Regions from separate parts of the Homo sapiens genome. Here region 1 is linked to region 2. A link is an interaction called in ENCODE POLR2A ChIA-PET data of the cell type or tissue named here. Cell type or tissue: GM12878. All regions are shown on one strand. Links, peaks and the distances in the headings refer to the core of each region. The heading gives the core; the rest is flanking DNA.

Region 1 (5,947 bases), core at 738-4,737, 190 kb after region 2:
GAGACAAAGATTAGAGGGTAAAATAGACTACACTTGGTAATTGATTGGTGGTAGAGTTGAGCGAGAAATCTGTATCGCTGGACTTTGGCTTGGGCCAGACAGTGGAACATTTGTGCTTGTTGTTGAAACTGGAGATAAAGAAGAAATGAGTTGGGTGTAGAGAATGATGGTTATCAACTTGACTAGCTTTAGACATGCAGAACTTGAATTGCTCCTACAAGATTTAAGTTGAAATTTCTATTAAATAACAGCTAGATGGATGTATGGTTCTATTGCTTAGAAAAGGAGTCTGAGATAATACATTTGTAGCCCTCAGCTGGCTGATAGGCAATCACTGCTAAGGTATTAGCTGTTGAGTTTTCCGAACCATTAGTTATTTTTAAGGTAGAGCAGTGCCCATACAAAGAAATGAATAAAGGAAAACTTTAAGATCAAGGGTACTGATCTCCTTTAATTCATTCAACTATGATGGTTTTTCTAGGTTAATATATCTAGTCTCCTTTAAAATATATAAAATTTACATGTATAACACATCACTGCCCTCCTCCCCAACTTGTTTATACTTTTTCCTCCAACTTTTACTTTGAAATTTCTTAAACCTACAAAAAAAGTTGAAAGAGTAGTACAGCGAATACCTGTGTAACCTCATCTGGATTCATCAGTTAAGTTTTTGCCACATTTATTTAGCGGTCTCTGTATACACATACATGCTTGCACGTGCTTTTTCATATGAGCTCTATGAAAAAGTAATTTGCAGACATCATGACATATCACTTCAGATACTTCATCCTGCATCTTAAGAATAAGGTTATTCTCCTACATACCTGTAATACGATTTACCATATCTAGGAAATAAGAAATTCCATAGTATGAGTTAATACACAGTCCACATTTAGATTTCCCCAACTATCCAAAAATGTCTTTTTTTTTTTTTAAGCACTTGCCTCTCCCTATTGAATTAAGGTTCACATTTAATTGAATATGTAGTCATTGTGTCTTCTTTAGTCTCTTAAACCTACGAAAGTCTTTTTTTAATGACATTTTCTTCTTGAAGACAGCAGACCTTTGTGTTGTGCAGAGTTCTACATTCTGGATTTGTTTTCTCATAATTGTATTTAGGGTAAATTTTTGACAAAAACTACTAATGATGTTTACTTTTGTTAAACTCCTGCCTCACTCCAGTATAAACTATGTCAGAGATATCTTCCTTAGTGGGTCCTGAGTAAATTAAGTTTTACTTTAAAAAGGCAATTTTAAAACTTAAAATTAGGGGTGAGGAGATTATTGTTACTTTCTAGTCCATCTTTTTCATAGTATATGGTTTTTATCCTGTGGCTTTAATTTTACGACTGGTAGATTAAGATTTAAAAGAAACCCTCACTGGGTGCGGTGGCTCACGCCTATAATCCCAACACTTTGGGAGGCCAAGTCGGGCAGATCACAAGGTCAGGAGATCGAGACCATCCTGGCTGACATGGTGAAACCCCGTCTCTACTAAAACTACAAAAAATTAGCTGGGTGTGGTGGCACACGCCTGTAGTCCCAGCTACTTGGGAGGCTTAGGCAGGAGAATCACTTGAACTCGGGAAGTGGAGGTTGCAGTGAGCCGAGATTGTGCCACTGCACTCTAGTCTGGGCGACGGAGCAAGACTCTGTCTCAAAAAAAAAAAAAACCCCTCTGCAAATTCATGATTCCCATTTTAAGGTATTTGAGATACAGTACTTTGGGTTATATTTTATTTTTCTCTTTGTACAATACTAAGACGCTTTACGTCATTTTCATAAGACTCATACATTCCTTGTTTTGCCTCTGAAGTATTTTTTTTAACAGGACATTTGAAAGGAATCAAGTGTTAGTGCAGGAGATGAGCTCTGCAGACTGTTGGTACTGATGAGAGTTCCCTGTAGATAACAGGCTTTCAGAATAAATAGACTTACAGGTGCAGTTGATAAAGCCGACCCCCAGCAAATATGCCATAAGTTGTTACAGTCATGTTGGACTGTTGTCAAGTTAGTGCAATGGTAGTATGTTTTCAATACATTGGAAACTTTGGTTTATTCACCAGCAACTTTGTGAGTTCACTTAAATCACCACGATAAGTAATTTAGTAAATTTTAAAATATGTCAAAAACAGAATGCCAAGGAGTGCATTTTCCTCTGAAAAGTTTAATGTTAGGAAGTCTCAGATTTAGGAGGAGCATATCAAATAGTATGCTGAGGAGTAGAAAGTTAATTTTGAGGATACACATTCATTTGTCTTACGCCCCTGTAATCTGCCAGACACTAACACATTCTAAAAATGCTAATAACATATAAGCCAATGTTTGAAAATAAATTCTCTTCAATTTCAACAGTGCCAAGCTCATTGAAAACCACTCTTGCACAAACTTAATTTCTTGTCATATTATTTTGTTATTCTTTTGACCATCTTATAAAGCACTGTTTTATATTTTTTCTTTTTCTTTCTTCTTTTTTTTTTTAATTAAAAAAATAAAGACAGGATCTCCCCATGTTGCCCAGGCTGGTCTCAAACTCCTGGGCTCAAGGGATCCCCCTGCCTCGGCCTCCCAAAGTGCTAGGATTAACAGGCATGAGCCACCATGCCTGGCCAATATTTCAGTTTTTAAATGTGCCATCTTATATGCACAATGTTAATGTTTTATGTGCTTTCTCTGTGCCTTTTGTGTATATGTGATCACTATGTGTTCGATGTTTGCCCATCCATTTTTATTTTCCTAAGTCTTAGAGTCTATGCTATTTAATATCCCAGTAAGATATTACAGGAAGGGCAGCATTGTGTAGTTTCTGGAATCCAATCTGCCTTCATATCTTAGCTTCTTCATTTATTGGCTGGGGAACTGCGGACAGATTGCTAAACCTATTAGTCTTTATTTCCTCTTCTGAAAAATGGGGATAATACTGTCTTTCTAAAATAACTTTTATGACTGTTATGTGAGTCTTAGCATACGATAAGCATTCAGTAAATGGTAGTTGTTGTAATTATTATTATTTTATAGAAACCCCAATTACCTTCTATTTTTTTAATTAATATTCTTGGACCTAGTGTAGTGCTTCTCAAATGTGGACAATTTTTCCTCCCCCCACTTTCCTTTCCCAGGGGACATATGCCAATATCATGACTTGAGTGGGAGAGATGCTACTAGCTTTTTTGAGTAGAGATTAGGAATGCTGCTATTAAATATCCTGCAGGGCACAAGACAGCTCCCCATAACAAAGAATTACCATACCAATAGTGCTGAGATTGAAAAACCCTTATCTAATCTAATGGAATCCAGACTAAACACCTTTTGAATAACTTTATTTCATTTTCTTTTTGGTGTGTTAACTATTATACTTTGAGTTGGCATTCATCATACAATTTTTTCAAATTAAATAACTTTAATTTAGTAATTATATGATTATTTTAATACAGTTTAGGAATTTGACATGTCAAGTTCAAATAATTAACATTTATTGAGCATTAACTGCCAGGCACAAGTCTAAGCATTTTATATAACATATGTAATCCTCATAACAGCACTGTAAGTTAAATATCCCCTTTTTTCAGCTGAGGAAACTGAGGCACAGAGGTGTGCAGCTGGAATTTGAACCCAGACAGTCTAGGTATAGAATCTGCTCTTGCCCACTCTACAGCTCTTTCTATGGTCTCTTAAAGGCTCTAATCCTAAAAACACAGTGATTCGTGAAGTTGATATTTTACCAGTCTATTGAAAAATACACTACAAATCTGAGACATTGGTTTTAATTTTGACACTTACGAAGTAAGAGGTTTGCACTGGTTCTCTCACTTGCTGATCACAAGAATCACCTGGAACTCTTATTAAAATAGGTTTTCAGAGCTCTATGCAAAGAACTCTGGGAACCTTTTTCATGGTGGCCTAGTGAATCTTATCAGACAAATTAGGTCTTTTTTAGAACTAAGAATTTCTTTGCTCCCTTTTCTTTCACATACATTATAGGTTATTACCTTACCTACCTACATAAAATATACTTTATCACAAACACAGAATTTCAAAATGTAAATTAAAGCGAACTCATAAGTATTAACTCCCTTTTCTCTTTGATTCCCTTATTTAAATGGATAAATATGGTGTTATACAACTCTTTAGTCCACACCCATTTGACCTAATAATGGACCAAGATTTTTCCAACACTATGCGTAGATAATGGTATAGCCATAAAGACCAGTCCATAGTTAGCATTGATCCTAGTGATGTAGTGCTGTAGTCCTGGTGGTCTTCTAATACTCTGTTGGGTTTGATATATAATGCTTTTTGATAACAATGACCAAACAAAATCTAAAAATTCTAAAACTGCATTCTCATGGTTAATATATATGTATTTGCTTTCATGCTTTTTTCCCCCCATCTAGGAGCTTAAAGTTCTTAAGATATGCGTTTTTTCATTGACTGAGACCTTGATTTTCAGCCATGTGGTTGGTGTAAATAAAACTGTTAGATGCCTTATTGACATTCATATACCCACTATTGTCCTAGGAGAACACAACCCTGGAGTGACAGGTGGCAAGAGAGTTTTCAGAGCTCATATGTTGGCTTGCTTTTCCTGCATGGCTCTTTCAGTAAGGGAGACTAGGCAGAGCAAGGCACCTCTTGGTGTTCGTTAAGTTATCTACTTCTCAGTGGCTGAGACTGTTACCATAAAGCATTTAAAAGTGCAGTACCAAGTTAACCCATATTTCATCTATCTTCACATTGATATTTGGTAACTTACTTTGGAAACTGAGTCACATTGCCATTAGAATGTCAGAGTAACCCCCAGTGTTGTCTTAACTTTGATGTAATATAATATTATTATGGCTTCATTCCTGTTACTTCCTGCCCCAGAAACGTCATGCGAAGATTAAAATCTTGTAAGAACAGTTGTTTGTTCCCCAAAGAAGCCCCCATACTACCTTCTTGTGGCATTCTTTCTGTACCGAGTGTGCCTTCCCCCAACTCTTTTTCCTGTTCATAATCAATTAAGTAAATTGATTCAGAAATTTCAACTTCTGTTTGAAAACTTATGTGATTCTCTACCTCCCCTCACCTGAAGATGATCTCTCGCTCTCCTTTTAGTATCCATAGCATACTATGTTTATTTTTTGCCTAATGTCCTCATGTATTGATTTATGAATATATTGTGCATTAATTGCCCATAAATATAAGGCTTTTGATAATTTGTCTACATATTATTTTATTCAGTTCTCTTGTTCTAATATTGCAAGTGTATTTTCATTCTATTCCCTGTGTGAAGTTGTTCTCTAAAATTCTATCGCTCTTTAAGCTTCATCTTTGCAGATCACTTTTTGGTTGGATTAGATTCTAGTATATAACCTCAAATATGCCAAGCTCTCAATCAGCTTCTTCCTCATGGTTTTCTTCCATTCTGGAACTTCCTTTGTCCCCTGCCTTTTTGTGTAGTCTTTCATCGAAACAACTAAAAACAGGGATTGGGTCCTGAAACCAATACTGATCCTTAAACGTCAAAGAATTTCCTGCTTTTCTAGCTGTTGAAATCATTTTTGACCTTGTTTCTAAAGTACACGTATGCAAAATAGCATTTTCCATCTTCTATGTGTTTACACCTTTTGCAAATGATTTATTCTTCTGTTTTTAGCAAATTGAATTCTTTTTTTTTTTTTTTTTGAGACGGAGTTTCGCTCTTGTTGCCCAGGCTGGAGTGCAATGGTGCGATCTCGTCTCACCACAACCTCCACCTCCCGGATTCAAGCAATTCTTCTGCCTCAGCCTCCCCAGTAGCTGGGATTACAGGCATATGCCACCACACCTGGCTAATTTTGTATGTTTAGTAGAGACGGGGTTTCTCCATGTTGGTCAGGCTGGTCTCAAACTCCCAACCTCAGGTGATCACCCGTCTCGGCCTGCCAAAGTGCTGGGATTACAGGCGCGAGCCACCGCGCCCAGC
Region 2 (5,947 bases), core at 682-4,681:
ATTAATGACCTACTGAACAGAGAGGGTTGAGCAAGACATTTGTGGAAAGGACTGTTGAGAAGAATATTTATATTAGGTCCAAAGGCCCTCAGTGAACCTGAGAGAGAATCAGCTTATTTTCCTTTTAAAATAGGTACTAAAATTTCAGAGCAGTTGTCTTTCCTAATAGCTTCGTCTACTTCTGATTGTCACACACTCTCTCTGCACTCCTGCATATTGATTATTATATTGTAACATTTTTACCATCTACCTGGAGGTGAATTAATACATGATTGTGCTAAGAATAAATATACCATGTGTTATACTCAAAGTTTGCAATGTTATCTGCCCTCATTGCTTTTAAGTAAGCCTTTTAATGCTCTAGGCCTTACTTTCCTCATCTGTAAAATAAGGATAATAGTACAGTTGATCTTTGGATAACAAGGGTTTGAACTGCGTGGGCCCACTTACATACGGATTTTCTTCCACACATGCTACCCCTGTAAACAGGAAGAGTAACTTCTCTTTCTGCTCCTCCTCCTCTTCAAAATGGAGATGACGATGATGAAGACCTTTATGGTGATCCACTTCCACTTAAGAATAGAAAATGTATTTTATGTTGCTTATGATTTTCTTAATAATATTTTCTTTTCTCTAGCTTATTGTAAGAATACAGTATATAATACATATACCAAATATGTGTTAACTGTTTTTTTTTTTTTTTTGAGACGGAGTTTTGCTGTTTGTTGCCCAGGCTGGAGTGCAGTGGTGTGATCTTGGCTCACTGCGACCTCCGCCTCCTGGGTTCGAGCGATTCTCCTGTCTCAGCCTCCCGAGTAAATGAGATTACAGGCACTCGCCACCACGTCTGGCTAATTTTTTGTATTTTTTTTTGTAGAGACTGGGTTTCACCATGTTGGCCAGGCTGGTCTCGAACTCCTGACCTCAGGTGATCTGCCCGTCTTGGCCTCCCAAAGTGCTGGGATTACAGACATGAGCCACCATGCCCGGCTGTGTTAACTGTTTATATTATTGGTAAGACTTCTGGTCAACAGTAGGCTATTAGTAGTGTGAGAAATGGGAAAGTTCTTCAAAGACTATAAAAAGTCACAATTTCTTACTATAAGATTGCTATCCACTATTTGTGTGTGTGCGTATATATATATATATGTATACGCACACACACATATATTCCATATCAGCTGTCCTAGCTTGCTCCAGCATGCCTGGGCAGAACTAGACAAGTCCCAGCCCATAGTGCATGCCATTCCTTATTTGAAGATGCGTCCTTAACTATCCCTGGACAACTTCCTTTTCTTTCTTTCTTCTGTTCCCCTTACCCAATTAAAAAAGTTTTAAACCAGTAGCCAATTGGGTAAAGTGTAAAATGTGAGATCCTATTTCAGCCAATGGAAACTGGACACAGCAGTAGGATCGATGTGTCAGGTTATAAATAACCCTGTCTCCTTTGTTTGGTGTGCTCTCCTGGCTGGACAGCTTATTTAGTAGCACCCTTTCTGCAGAAAGTAAAGCTCGCCTTTCTGAGAGATCATTTGTTCCCGCATTAATTCTTTTTTTGTGACACCAAAAACTTTATTCCCAACACTAGTTATGTTTTGGGGGAGTCAAAAGTTACATGTGAATTTTCAGCTGTGCTGGGGGGGTCAGCACGCCTATCTGCCTCGTTATTTAAGGGTCATTTGTACTTACCTCATAGGTTTCTGTGAATTAAATGAGCTAAGGCATGTAAAGTGCACCGTACTTAGCAGTGAGTAAATGTTGTTAATAATTAACAATTCTGATAATCTACTTGGTGAACAAGAATAGGATATGTTAGAATGATGTCTCATATATGTTAATGCAGAAGTTTTTTATGTCTCAGATAAGTTTTTTAGGTAGATAAAGGAAATGAAGGAAATGATTCCAGGAAGAGCACTGTGTCAGGAGTGAATCATAAGAAAGATGTTACTATTAGGTTGTGGATTCTAGGTATTCTTTGGGATGTTTCTTTTTCATATGTTCCCTGACCCTATCCCTAGACTTTGCCACTTACCAGCTGTGAGACTGTGGATAGGCTAAACTACTCATCAAAGTACCAGTTTTTGTAAGTTATTTACTTTTGGAAAAGAACCAGATGTAATTCAAAGTTTTCTCTGTAATACCACCCTTCTTATTTACATCTAGTATACTTTCTTGAGTGGTTGGACAAAGTGGGTGGCATTAGCAAAGCTAGCTTGGAACTGAGCATAATACTGGATACTCTTGTGAGAGTATGTCTGAAGTGAGAGCATTCTGTGGCCAAAAAGTCATACAGCCACTGTCTTACACTATTTTCTTGGGTTAATTTTTGACCCATAGTGGTAAACCTAGTTATGAGTCTGTCCTGCTACATTTACATTCTGTGTTGATAGAAACATTTGGAGCTGGCTAGGCTTTTCTAGAATCTAGACAACTGCTTTAGTCAGTTGTACATTGTGGATGTTTCCTAAGCATTGACCCTAGCTCCAAGGTTTTTTTCTTGCCATTAGTCATCTGCTTAGTATGAAAATTCTGTGAGCGGTGATAATACGGTGAATATGTAGAAAAATGGCTATTTATTTTAACCTTTTTTAATGTTGCTGGTCATAAGTTTATGTTGCTACTTCTTTTTAAATGAACAAGAACAGAAAGGGCACAAACTTTAGTTTTGGAAAATGTAGGTATTGTAGCTAAAAATGACATCCCTCTGTTCCAATGCTGGAAAAAGTGACATTTCTCCTTTTCTGAGACCTAGCCCAATTTATTGCTTGTGTTCATCACCCTCTGGTATTGTACACCAGTGGCTGGCCTTGGATCTGTATTCTCCCTGTTGGAGATAAGAAATATCTGCTGTCATGAAAAAACCTTTTATCGTAGAAGAGCGGTATAGCTAATCTGCTTTGTAATAGAGTAGTGTACGCTCTTATCCACGGTTTCACTTTGTGTGGTTTCAGTTGACCTGTGGTTAACTGCAGTCAGAAAATATTAAATGGAAAGTTCCAGAAACTCCTAAGTTTTAGATTGCACCCTTTTCCGAGTAGCATGATGAAATCTCGCACTGTCCTGCCTAGGAGGTGAATTATCCCTTTGTCCAGCTTATCTACACTGTTTACACTGCCCACTGTTAGTCCACTTAGTAGCCGTCTGAGTTATCAGATTGACCGTGGTGGTATCAAAGTGCTTGTGTTCAAGTAACCCTTATTTGACTTGATAATGACCCCAAAACACAAGAGAAGTGATGCTGTCAATTTGGATATGACAAAGATAAGCCATGAAGTGCTTCCTTTTAATGAACAGGAGAAAGTACTTAATAAGGAAAGAAAAAAATCATATACTGAAGTTCATCACAAGAAGAACGGTGAGTACAGTGCAATACAATATTTAGAGAGAAAGACCACATTGACATAACTTTTATCGTAATTTATTGTTATAATCGTTCTATTTTATTAGTTATTGTTAATCTATTGTGCCTAGTTTATAAGTTAAATGTTATAGGCATGTATGTATAGGAAAAAACATAATATATATAGGGTTCTGTACTATCTAAGGCTTTAGGCATTCACTGGGGTCTTGGAACATTTCCTCTGTGAATAAGGGGGACTACTGTATTTTTTGATGCCCTTTTTCCCATAAAGGACTGGGGCATCTTTCATAAACATATACTTAATGTTCATTGTTGACCAAGCAGGCTAGAAATAGTAAGTAGTCTTCTGTGGGGAGGAATACTTGTGCCCTTATGACTATATTCTGTCAAAAGGATAGATTTCATAGTAATGTTTGAGGGAAGAAAGAAAGGAAGGAAGGAAAGAAGGATCTGTAGCAATTTACTTATCAACACTGAACTTTTTGAATTAAATTTTCCCCCTATGCTTTGGCTGCCTTTACTGTTTAAAAGAGGAAAGAATGAGAAAGTTAAAGAAAAATGCAACTTTTTTCTTGCTAATGTGTGTTTCCTTAGACTGCCCATCCCTCACTGCTATATACTTTAGTAGTATACCATATTTTCTCTGTAGTGTCATGCATTTTTCTATTTTTTAAAAAATTATTTTTTTTATTTAGAGACCGGGTCTCACTGTCACCTAGGCTGGAGTGCAGTGGCGTGATCATGGCTCACTGCAGGCTCGACCTCCTAGGCTCAAGCAATCCTCCCACCTCAGCCTTCCTAGTAGCTGAGACTACAGGTGCACACTACAACACCTGACTAATTTTAAAATTTTTTGTAGGGACAGGGTCCCACTGTGTTGCCCAGGCTGATCTTGAACTCTTGGGCACAAGCGATCCTCCTGCCTCAGCCTCCCCAAAGTGTTGGGATTACAGGCTCATGAGCTATGGTGCCCAGCCCATCTTACCATTTTAAAATTTTGTCTTTCCTGCATGATTGCTATTTCTGTGATGACACGGTCTGTCTATATACTCACTTTTTTTTTTTTTTTAATTTAAGTAGAGTTGCGCTCTGTTGCCAGGCTAGAGTGCTGTGGCCCGATCTTGGCTCACTGCAACCTCCACCTCCCAGGTTCAAGCGATTCTCCTGCCTCAGCCTCCCTAGTAGCTGGAATTAACAGGCACGTGCCACCATCCCCGGCTAATATTTGTATTTTTAGTAGAGATAGGGTTTCACCATGTTTGCCAGGCTGGTCTCGAACTCTTGACCTCAAGTGATCTGCCTGCCTTGGCCTCCCAAAGTGCTGGGATTACAAGGGTGAGCCACGGAGCCCAGCCATATTTTCTTGATCATATTTGTGATAGCACAGTAGAATTGTCTCTTTAAGTGTCCCCACCCCTCAACACACACATACCTTGAGAGAGCATGAATCTTTTATCCCTTTATTTCCTCAGTTTGTTGTAATAACAGATGTGTTATATCTGTGTAGTAAATGTTCAAACGTAGGTTAAATTCTTTTTCATTTAAAAATGATGACAAGATTGTTACATTTTGGTCTTTTTCTGATGTGAGCTGTTTATATGAGTTGACCTTTTCTGTCCAGAAGGAATAGAAAACATACTGGCAATGTGGGTAGGTTTTATTCCTCCTGCGCTTCCTTATATGAGATAGGCAGAAGAAATAGTATAGTATTCTTATTTTACATATGAGGAAACAAAGGTTCAGAGTGTTTTAAGTGGCTTTACTAAGATCTCACAGTTACCAGATGGTGGAGCTGGAACTTAAACCAAGGTTTGTTAAGTTTTATTTTTAATCTGAGTTTTAAGGCTGTTATTGGGGTTTTATTTTTAATCTGAGTTTTAAAGCTTTTAGTTTAGTTAATAATGTCTAGTTAAGCAAAAGTATCGCATTCTTGCAATTCTTAAAATTAAGTTTGTCTTTAAAATTACATGTAAAGTTACATTTAAAGTTAAAGATATTAAAGTGTGAAACCTAAAGCACAACTGGACATATTCTTGAGTGAATGTAATGGCTTTTCTTTGTGACTTTACAGTGTCTTATACCAAGGGAAAGGTAATGGTAAAAAGATTTCTTCCAGAAACTGTGTTGGCTTGTTCAAACATCTCTGAATAAATTCCTTATGTGTATTTTTTCTACTACTAGAAAACAGATTTATAAATGTAATTTATAAATTAAATATAAACTGAACTAAACCCAGTACAAAAATTGAAAGTAACATTAATATGATGGGGATGATATTTTGTCATAATAAATCACTTGATTAATGTTAGAATTATGACAGCTCAAGTTTCTTTTGGCATGCCTTTACTACTGTGTGCTACTTCATTCACCTATAGATTTTTTTCCATTATAACTTGTATGAAACTCTTCTATTTTGCATATTATCTCTTTTGGGGAATGAACAATTTGCTACTAAAAGTGGCTTTGCTTGGCATCAGTATGGTTGTGAAGGTAAATATGGGTGTTAGCATTGCTTGTCAGTATTTTGATATAGGGTTATCAAAATATGAGAAGAATAAGAATGCTTTATCAGGCATTTCTAAATGA

The links. ChIA-PET counts read pairs that join two places held together with the same protein. Peaks named below come from ENCODE experiments on the same cell type or tissue, not always from the same donor. Only the 100,000 strongest peaks of a DNase experiment are listed, where the experiment ranks them.
Region 1: POLR2A ChIA-PET joins it to region 2 with 5 read pairs; 2 of 35 experiments call an interaction of 5 or more read pairs at or near these places.

Annotation. Positions count from the first base shown.
Region 1 is chrX:45,098,375-45,104,321 of GRCh38, forward strand. The region is part of intron 27 of KDM6A (lysine demethylase 6A); the gene reads left to right. Among named protein-coding and RNA genes, the nearest start is that of DIPK2B, 100 kb to the right of the region's middle. In GM12878, for the core only: no CTCF peak of the experiment used is centred there; no DNase peak of the experiment used is centred there.
Region 2 is chrX:44,912,611-44,918,557 of GRCh38, forward strand. All of the region lies in intron 2 of KDM6A (lysine demethylase 6A), which reads left to right. Among named protein-coding and RNA genes, the nearest start is that of KDM6A, 42 kb to the left of the region's middle. In GM12878, for the core only: no CTCF peak of the experiment used is centred there; a DNase peak (open chromatin) is centred at 2,292; H3K27ac peaks cover 309 bases.